Linked DNA regions of Mus musculus: region 2 is linked to region 1. A link is a contact called in ENCODE POLR2A ChIA-PET data. All regions are on one chromosome and are shown on one strand. Each heading gives the region's core, a stretch centred on a gene start or an enhancer-like site at or near the end of the contact. The rest is flanking DNA. Distances are from core to core; before and after follow the strand shown. Region 1 overlaps Rin2 (Ras and Rab interactor 2). Region 2 holds the start of Naa20 (N(alpha)-acetyltransferase 20, NatB catalytic subunit).

Region 1 (4,473 bases), core at 636-3,135:
AGTAGGAATGTATATTGTGAAGAAAACATACCTTAGAAAATAAAGTGATGCACAGTGATGCATAGGTTCTTCCGGTCCCTGGGGATGCTGGGACAGGAGGATGGGGACTCTGAGATCTGCGGGTGCTACGAAGAAAGCCCTATCTCAAAACAAACAAAACAAACAAACAAACAAAAACAGCTCAGGAGGGGGGGCAGATAACAAGTTCAAGGTTATCCTTGGCTACAGAGTAAGTTAGTAGTCAGTCTAAACTACAGAAGGCCCTGTCTCAAAAAACAAACAAAACCCAAACAAACAAACACACATGAGTTCACCTACAGAGGCAAAACCGGGTACTGTTCTTGTTGTATTGTATAAAAAGATAAGAGAGAGAAGGAATATGTTTTGGTGGAGGTGTAGTCAGGTATGGAGGAAGGGGGTACCTCCACGGGCCCATGCTAAGGTGACCCTTTCCCCTGAGGGACCAGCCACTCCTATAGTATAGAATAGAGTTTATTTAGGGCATGGGGAGGGGAGTTAAGAGGGTAGTAGAGAGAGAGAGAGAGAGAGAGAGAGAAAGTAAGAGGTGGGGGGAGGGGAAAGGAGGAGAGGGAAGGGGAGGGGAGGAGAGAAAAGAGAAGGATGGCATGTGGAGGGGGGGGGAGGGGAATGGAGAGAGAAGGGGAAAGGAGGCGAGGACAGGGAAGGAGCCAGAAGGCAAGAGCAATAGAGAGCAGAGGAACAAGCAGCCCCATTTATAGCGAGTCAAGCACACCTGGCTATTGCCAGGTAACTGTGGGGTGGAGCTTAGACAAAATGCTGACATTCTATCTCTTTGCTGTTTTATCTCAGCAGTGTGTAGTCCCCCATTTTTGTCTTACATTACTAAATATATGAAATGAGTGTTTGTCAACTGACGAGGGTGTTTTTGTTTTGTTTCTTTTAACATTCTGGTTCTGCTTTGGGTTTGGGGTGTTTGTGTGGGATGGTGTTTTTCTTCATTTGTGTTGCTGTCATTGCTTGTGCTCCGTCAGCATCTATGTTGTTGATCTACTCTTAGATCCTCCTACTTCAGCTTCCCTAGTGTCTGCGACTACAGACCTGTGCCAGGGCCCTCACTGGAGTCCCTGTTTTAACCAGTGGCACCATTCTGTGTCATGGTTGGCGTCTGTGTCGACAGTAGACTTTAGCCACCTGAGTGTAACACTAGCAACACTCTAGGGCTAGATTCACTTCATACCTTTATTTTTCTTTGTTCTTAAGGATCAAGCCCATGGCCTCATGCATCCTGCTACGGAGGCAGGTGACGACTACTACTATGCTGTAGCCCTGCCCTGTTTTATCTGACAGCTTTGCCTCCTGGCTAACTCCGCTCTGCCAAAGCTGTGTGCTTAGTTAGAATTCTGCTGGCGAGTCGGTCTTGCTAAGCAATAGCATCAGCGTCGCACAGCCGGAAGCACTTAAGTCGTAGAAACCACGCATGTAGGGATTGCATGCCTGTCTGTGAAGCTGCAGGCTGGGGGGTAGAGCCAGCTTGGCTCCTCCTCCTGCCTGAGCTCAGCTCCAAGGGCAACCAAGACAACAGGCTCTTTGTTTCCATTTCTTATTTTTACAAGAACAAATGAAAGCCTTTGCCAGGGCTGACTCCATATCTGGCCTTTTCATCTGGAGCCGAAGAGGAAGCTGCAGAGTGGGATTGCCCCCATCACCGTTCCACCCCTACCCCACCCCCAGTCTTTCTTGTGTAAAAATGGCTGCCCTAGGTGACACCATCAGGTTTTGTCCCCCAATTCTCAGTACTTTACTCCTGGGCCTCAGGAGGCAACAATTTTTAAAAATCAAACGAAATCCTTTAAAGAAAAATGTGATTTTTTTTTCTTCCTCATAAATATCCCCCTGCTGTTCATCAGTAGAAATCACTTTCAGGAAGTTGCAGCTTCCTCCGGCAAGAAGCAATAGCCCTCAGCCACATGGAAATCAAATCCATACCCAAAATATAGTAGGGTTTCGTTTTCCTTTTAGAGTTTGAAGGGATAAGAGGTCTTCAGGGAATTAAAGCGGTAACATGTAGGAGGCTGGGAAGCTTCAGAGGTTGAAAATATGGACCCTAATATAATGTAATATAATATAATGTCCTTGCCTGCCGTGCTCAAGGCTCTGGCTTTGACCTCAGTACCACAATGTGAACAGAAAGGCAGCCACAACTCAGAAAAGTGGGCCTGTGTGGATTCTGGGGGGGTTGGTTTTTTTTATCCTTTTCACCTCGAATAGGAGTTAAGTTGGATGGCTCAACTATCTCTCCCAACTCAGCTAAATATGCAGGGATTTTACAAAATTGTGACTCTCCGGTCCTAGGCCATTACCCTCCCCTCTGTGTCTTGGCTAGTAGGTAGAAGGTCCCTCAGGCCATCTGCCAACCTTTGTGCTATAAGCCAGACTTGCACACTAGAGTCTTGTGTCATCAGGAATACATCTGGGCCTCCTTTCGCCTCCAGGCTTAATGTTACCAAGAGGGTTTAATTTAGCCTTGAGAGTCAGGAATTGCTGCCGTGCCTGGAGGTGTTAAGCAATCACCATATAGCAACTAACCAGTAGGTGTTTTTGAAATTGAAGGTTTCTGGGAAGTTTTGTGTTCTTGGCATATGTGTGAGGAATTGTTATTTATGCCAGAAATATTTTTATCAGATGCACTTTTTTCCTGTATGGGCTCTTTATATTTCTTCATAAGGAACCTATATTTTTCCCAAAAGAGTTGACCCTCAGCCCAACCATCTGTCACACACCACCACCACCCACCTCCCAAGCCAAAGCCCGGGATTCATCTCCCACTAAATGTGGTCTCTGATTGGCCACTGCCGGCCATTTTGCTATAGGATCAAGGATCTTCTAATACATGAACAAAATCATGGTAGACACAAGACTCTATCCTCTGTCCAGTCCTTAGTTCTTAAGATGGCCTGAGCACTAACCTCTCAAAGCAAGAATCCTGGACCATCCCTTGAGGCACTCACATGTACCAGGGATGGGTTGTTAGATTTCAGATCAAAGAGAACTCAGGAGAAGAATGCTAAAGCCCTTTTGGTCTGTGTTCAATGCTCCACCTAGTATTGTTTCTCCAAGCCTCTGTCGGGGTGCCTGCTTTAACTGAAGGGTTATTCTCATCAATGCTATCTATTTTCTGGTTTCTCTTGTAAGCCTTAAGCTCTTTCTCCCAGTACTGCAATAAGCACTCTGTATTTGGCAACTTTAGACAGAGTGTTTGTCAATGGTGTCCTACTTTGTCCTTGCAAATCGAGACTAAATGTTGTGATTGGCTTTATACCCTAGGACTAGAAAGACTGTAAGAGGAATCCATGAGCAATGAGGAAGGAGCTGCTAAAACCTCAGAAGTATCACTCTGCAAAGAATGAGGCTGCTTCCTGCCCAAGGCCCCAAGATGGCCAAAGGCATGACTACCTTGACCATCCATTTCCAGATAAACACACAAACAAGAACCCTTTGTCTCCTGAGGCTAGAACTAAGCAGCCAGAGACTTCTTATCTGAGCACCTGGATGAGGGAAGAGCTGTGTCTAAGGTTGAACATAAGGATCCCAAAGTGAAGCTCAAACCAAACACGCAAGAACGTCTCCTCTTGCTCAGGAGCAAGGACTATCCACCTACTACCTCCCACTCAAGCCTCTGTCATGCCTGCTCTGGGCTGACCCTGAACATGGTTCATGTGAGATCAAAATGTGAAGGGGTAATGCTTTGGAGATGTATAGACAGCAGTGAGGAGATTACAGTAGCTGAAAGAGATGCGGGGGTGGGGGTGGGGGGGAAGGCTAGGAGTTGAGCTCAGTTTTAACAGGTTGGAGGGAGCCAGATAGGAAAATGGACAGTCAGGAATAGCTTAGCCCTGTGGGAGTGTATATAGTTAGCATGTGTAAGACCCAGGGTTTCATCCCCACCACCAGACAAATTAGTAAAGATGGAGCAGTTTAAACTCAGCAAGGTGGGGCGAGCCTATCAAATAGTAGCTCTTACAAGCTGGTCTTCTCTATGAATCCGAGAGAAAAGTGTGTAAATATTAATACAGGAAGAAGATTCTCCTTTTCTAGCCTAAGATGTCATAGCCCATTTCAATCATCTTTCCTATTCCCTTTCTTCCTATCTTTAGTATTAACTCATGGATCCCTTAAGCTGATTTTCCTTTTATATATTTTTACTTTCCTATAAAAAGGTCAATCTCTTATCTCTACCATGGTTGGGAAATACAATTGTAAAAGGTACAATACTACTTACTACACTGTAGTTTAAAGACCTGACTTGGCTTTAGTTTTTATTCTACAGTTGGACCTTGCATTCCATAAAACAGAAAAAGTGATGGGCAGAACAGATTTGTAAAAACTGATATAGGGGGACTAATAAAGCAGGGCGGGGTGAATGAAATCGGATCAATCCTTTGTAAGGTGGGTGGGGCTGGAATCAGAAGGACAGACCTCAGGCATCAGATT
Region 2 (4,830 bases), core at 637-3,136, 70 kb after region 1:
TGATGTTTGACACAGGGTCTTGCTATGTAGCACAGGCTGGTCTGGAAGACAAGATTCTCCTTCATCTTTCTAAGTCCTGGGATCATGTTTGAATATGCTGTGTGTATTTTACTTATAGTTTTCTTTGTATAATGATACACTTATTCATGAAAAAAAGCAAATTTACTTACATTCACTGGCTTAAAACATTTTTATTCTTGAGAATTTCATACACACATACAATGAAATATGAGCATATATACACCCATCAAATTCATATTCCCCCACATGTCCCCCCCTCTCAATTTTGTCTTTGTTTTAACCACATGCATTTAAAATTTTCCTTGAGTAGACTACCATATCTCTCTTACTGGTTAGTTCAGACTCTTTCTGACTTTGTCCATTTTTTCCATTTGTATAAGCATCATAACCTCAACTTCCCTCAAAAATATATTTTACTGTTCATTTCATGGCATATTTTGCCAAAGTAAGTGAATAGAGGGTAGAAGCTGAACTCATGGTGTCAAACTCCACCTTTCTACCATAGTAGCAGTTATATATATACTTTCGGGCCTGTCATACCCATGTTTACAATTATTCATTGTATAATTTACTTCATCAGGCTTAGAGACAAAGCTTGGCGAGGAGCCACTGGGACTACCTGCTCTTTCAACCATTTGCTTTCTTCTCCACCACACCTGGCCCTCAGGTTTGGCCAAGGAATTCCCAAGACACCTGCGGAGCAACTGAGTCCCAAAGGAGTTGGGGATGTGAGTCTGCTGTAATGTAGGCATCTCGCTGAGTTGGATTGGTTTGAGCTCAGCAGCATGTTCTCCAGGACCACCCCAACTGCTGGTAAGGAGAAGAGGGGAAGGCAGCTTCACAGCCCGACAGTACATAGTCTCCTCAGTCACTGGGTCTATGCCGTGGAGACGCTGGGCTGGTGCTTAAAATGTAGCAGGCCAGATGAAAGAATGTAATTCCTAATGGTTAACTTTCAACTTAGACATGAGATAATGTTTCATTTGGTTATTTGGAAACATGTTTGGATTACTTTGATAGCTCTATCATCTTGTATGCATGTATTTGAGACGGTCACACTATGTGTCCTTGACTGGCCTGGAACTCACTATATAGACCAGGGTTTTCGAGGCTCACTAACAGCCTCTTGTCTCTGTCTCCTTACTACTGGGATTACAGGTGTAAGGCACTATTCCTGGCTTGATCTGCTCTTTAATCACACATTTATTAAAATCAGCATCGAAAACAAATAGTTCTGATCATTTTTCTCTCGGATTAAAATAAACTGCAAATATATGGACCAGATTTCAAAGTCTTATTGCCAAAATAAGATAAGATATTCACATTTTTTATACAGATAATCTTTCTTTCTTTCTTTCTTTCTTTCTTTCTTTCTTTCTTTCTCTTTCTCTCTCTCTCTCTCTCTCTCTCTTTCTTTCTTTCTTTCTTTCTTTCTGTTCTTCCTTCCTTCCTTTCTTTTTCTTCCTCTCTCTCTCTTTCTCTCCCTCCCTCTCTCCCTCCTTTCCTTCCTTCTTTCCTTCCTTTCTTCTAAATAATTTTAATGTGCTAGAAAATTTAAGGTCACATCCCTGGTTCATGACAGTGGTTGAGAGAAGAGGCCCTGAGCCATCCTTTTAGGGATCACTTCCTAACTCACCCTGTGAAGCATCTTTGTAGTTTTGAAGCTTGCTTTTACGATTTGGCTCTCTGACTCCAGCTTCTTTCTCCTTGTTACTACTCTGCCTACTTTTTGGAAAGGGTCTGCGGGGCGCGGATCATTAAGGCAATTGCTGATTTCAGCCGCCAGAGAGAGCTACGACGCTACTCTTGTTGCCCAGCAACCTCTGGTCCGGAAGTAGTTCTTTGTCCCACCCCATGGCGGCCGCGGGCGCGAGTACTTCCGGTAGTGCGGGCGCGGGGTCGCGCCGAGCGGGTTGGAGGCTGGCGGCGGCGCAATGACCACGCTCCGGGCCTTCACCTGCGACGACCTGTTCCGCTTCAACAACATGTGAGTGAGGCACGGCCGGCCTCTGTCTTCGCGGCGCGGGACGGGGTCAGCCTCGCGGGGCCGTGGGCCGGGTGGACGCTGCGCGGGCGCGCTGACCGGTGACCTTGGCCGAGGCGCGGCGCTCCCGGTGCGCCCGGGATGATGCGGAGCCGGGCTGGACACCCCGCGCCCGCTCCCTGAGGCGGCCTCACTGCGGAGGGAGGGCGGGGAAGGAGCGCGGTCCTGGTTAAATTGTATCCCAGTGAAGTAACCTTGCGATGCTCCGGGCCCTCTCAGCAAGTTGTGGTTTGTGCTTGGTAGTTACAGTAGCGGAGCGCCCAAAGTAGACTGCCTTGGGTTTTTTTCTTTTTCTCTTAAAAAAAAAAAAAAAAAAAAAAAAAAGACAGGGTTCATTTCGTATCCCTGGGCTCCAGGAACTCTCTGTAGACGAGGCTGGCCTAAACCTCACAGATATGTCTTCCTGTCTTACTAGTGCTGGGATTAAAGGCATGCCCCACCACACCCAGCTAGACTACATTTTTTTTTTTTTGGTTGGGGATCCAATGTACTGAAGACTCCCCGGTGCTGTGTGGTTTCTTTTCAGTCCAAAATTTAAAAACCCGTGATTTGCCGTTCTCCCCTTCTCGCTTTTTAAAAAGAAAAAAAAATTTAGTTTGGAATCCAAATTATGACCATTTAAAAAGCTCAGCATTTCACCGCGAACTCCTGTAGACACATGACCTCGGTTATTTGCTTGATATAACGTAGTAAGAAGTATGGACCGGAAGGTTTAGGTAACAGAAGGGAAGAAACTCTGGGATGATGGACATTTCAAAGAGGGGATGAACCTTGATGAAGGAAATTTGGCAAGGAGGAAACTCTGGAGAAGGCTGCAGGAAAATGGAGTGTGAAGCAGGGTAGGCCTTTGCTTCAGGTGAAGCCAGGTTTAATTATCGTGTTTAATTGGTTCAGATCCGATCTTGTGAGATTTCGGTTAGGTCCCGCTTGTGTTGAATCCTCTGTGCATTTTAGTACTTGTGGCAGGCGCTCATGTAATAATAGGCCCTTAAATCTTCACAAATTCTGTCATGTGCTGATGTCCTCAGTTTCTGGGTGAGGGAAGGGATTGCACACACAGAACCCTGACGTGGAGTAGGTGGAGACTGGCCCTGGTGGTTGTTAAAAAATTGGTCCCATGGAGCTGGAGATGGTTCAGTTGTTAAAAGTACTGGGTGCTCTTCCAGAGGACAGGGGTTCACTCCACATGGAGGCTCACACTTGATTGTAATACTAGTTCCAAGAAGCTGCTGGCCTTTCCTGGCTTGAGTAAGCACCAGGTATGCATGTAACACACAGACATATAAAACCCATACCCATTCAATAAATGAAAAAGGTTGATCCTGGCACTCAGGCTGAGGTTGGAGGATCACAAGTCTGAGATCCTTTGGTATCCACAGGAGATTGATTCTATGATACACCAAGATTCAGTGATGTGCAACCCCCTTATTGCAATGGAGTGGTATGCAAATAGCCCAAGCACTTCCATGTACTGTAAATCAATAGAATACTTATATAGTACAACGTACATATTTTATAAGTGCTTCCAATACGGTTGTATTAGGGAATAATTGGGGGGGGTGTCCTTTAAAGGTACAGGCACATAGTGTCTAAAAATTCTTCAGTCTGAATTCTGATCTACTGAGTACAAGGTGTTGATTAGAGGCAATAGAGTAGGCAGGCAAGCCACTGAGGCAATAGACTGGAGTGGTAAAGGGAGATGCTGTGTAGATGATACAGAGCCTGAACTTAAGAAACCGAGATAAAGCATCTGCATATGAAGCTCTAGGAAGAGAGTAATAGGGAAATGGAGAAGGTAGAAGGAAAATACACATGGACGCCTATTAAACATCAGGTCTCAGCGCATCTGGCTTGGTGACGCCTCCTCTTGTTAATGCCAGTGAAGGAACCCACTTTCTCACGTTAGGAAACAGTGAGTCACCAGGTTAGGTGCTAGAGTAAATGAAACTGAAAGGCCAAACCCAGGTGGGAGGAAACCCAGGGTGGGATCCAGAAGCTAGCAAACAAGAGGACTCCAGGCAGGGGAGGGCACTATCATGAGGTGGCGATGGCTAAGCATGGGCTGCATTTGTACACCCCCTTCAGGAGAGGCAGAAGTGGAAGGTACAAATACAGGAGAGAAAGAATTGTAAGAGAAGTGTCCTCTGGTGAGAAGAGGGAGGGGTCTGCTTGCCTTATAATGGCAGAAGAGCAAGCAGTGTCTGGGTGCAGGGCTTTTGGGTGGGCAAAGTCAGATAGAGGCCTTTGGCTGGTTTCTTCTTACACTTATTTATTTTTACATTTTCATGTAAGGAAATAGAGGAAGGGCAGAGTGAGTTAGACAGTTAGGTGAGCCAAACATGTCTCTATAGGGCTGGGCAGGGTCACAGCACCCAGAGGCCCTCAGGATTGGTTCCTGACCACTCTAAGGCCAAAACTGTTCTCACAGCACTAAGACCAGTAAGACCAGTTGTTTTGTTGTTTTGCCTACCTATGTTTTGCAGGTGTGGAGTCTGAATAGTATCTTGAACACTAGAGAAGTCAATGGAAAAACTACAATGCCTCTGTCACTAGGTTTTTGTTTTTTTAAAGATTTATTTATTTATTATATGTAAATACACTGTAGCTGTCTTCAGACCCACCAGAAGAGGGCGTCAGATCTCATTACGGATGGTTGTGAGCCACCATGTGGTTGCTGGGATTTTAATTCAGGATCTTCAGAAGACCAGTCGGTGCTCTTAACTGCTGAGCCATCTCTCCAGCCCGTTTTTTTTTTTTTTTTAAAC

Evidence for each region. ChIA-PET counts read pairs that join two places held with the same protein, here RNA polymerase II (POLR2A).
Region 2: POLR2A ChIA-PET joins it to region 1 with 10 read pairs in embryonic stem cell. The contact joins the promoter of Naa20 here to the enhancer-like site in region 1. POLR2A ChIA-PET finds 5 or more read pairs at or near these places in 2 of 5 experiments (Patski and embryonic stem cell).

Annotation. Positions count from the first base shown.
Region 1 is chr2:145,831,091-145,835,563 of GRCm38, forward strand. The region is part of intron 4 of Rin2 (Ras and Rab interactor 2); the gene reads left to right. Among named protein-coding and RNA genes, the nearest start is that of Rin2, 47 kb to the left of the region's middle. Within about 2 kb of position 1,886, at least 1 of the 3 ENCODE cell types and tissues checked has a DNase peak (open chromatin) inside an H3K27ac peak, as active enhancers do.
Region 2 is chr2:145,901,355-145,906,184 of GRCm38, forward strand. It overlaps Naa20 (N(alpha)-acetyltransferase 20, NatB catalytic subunit), which reads left to right and starts at 1,887. Exons shown (of 6, transcript NM_001141965.1): 1 at 1,887-2,008. The coding sequence starts at 1,956.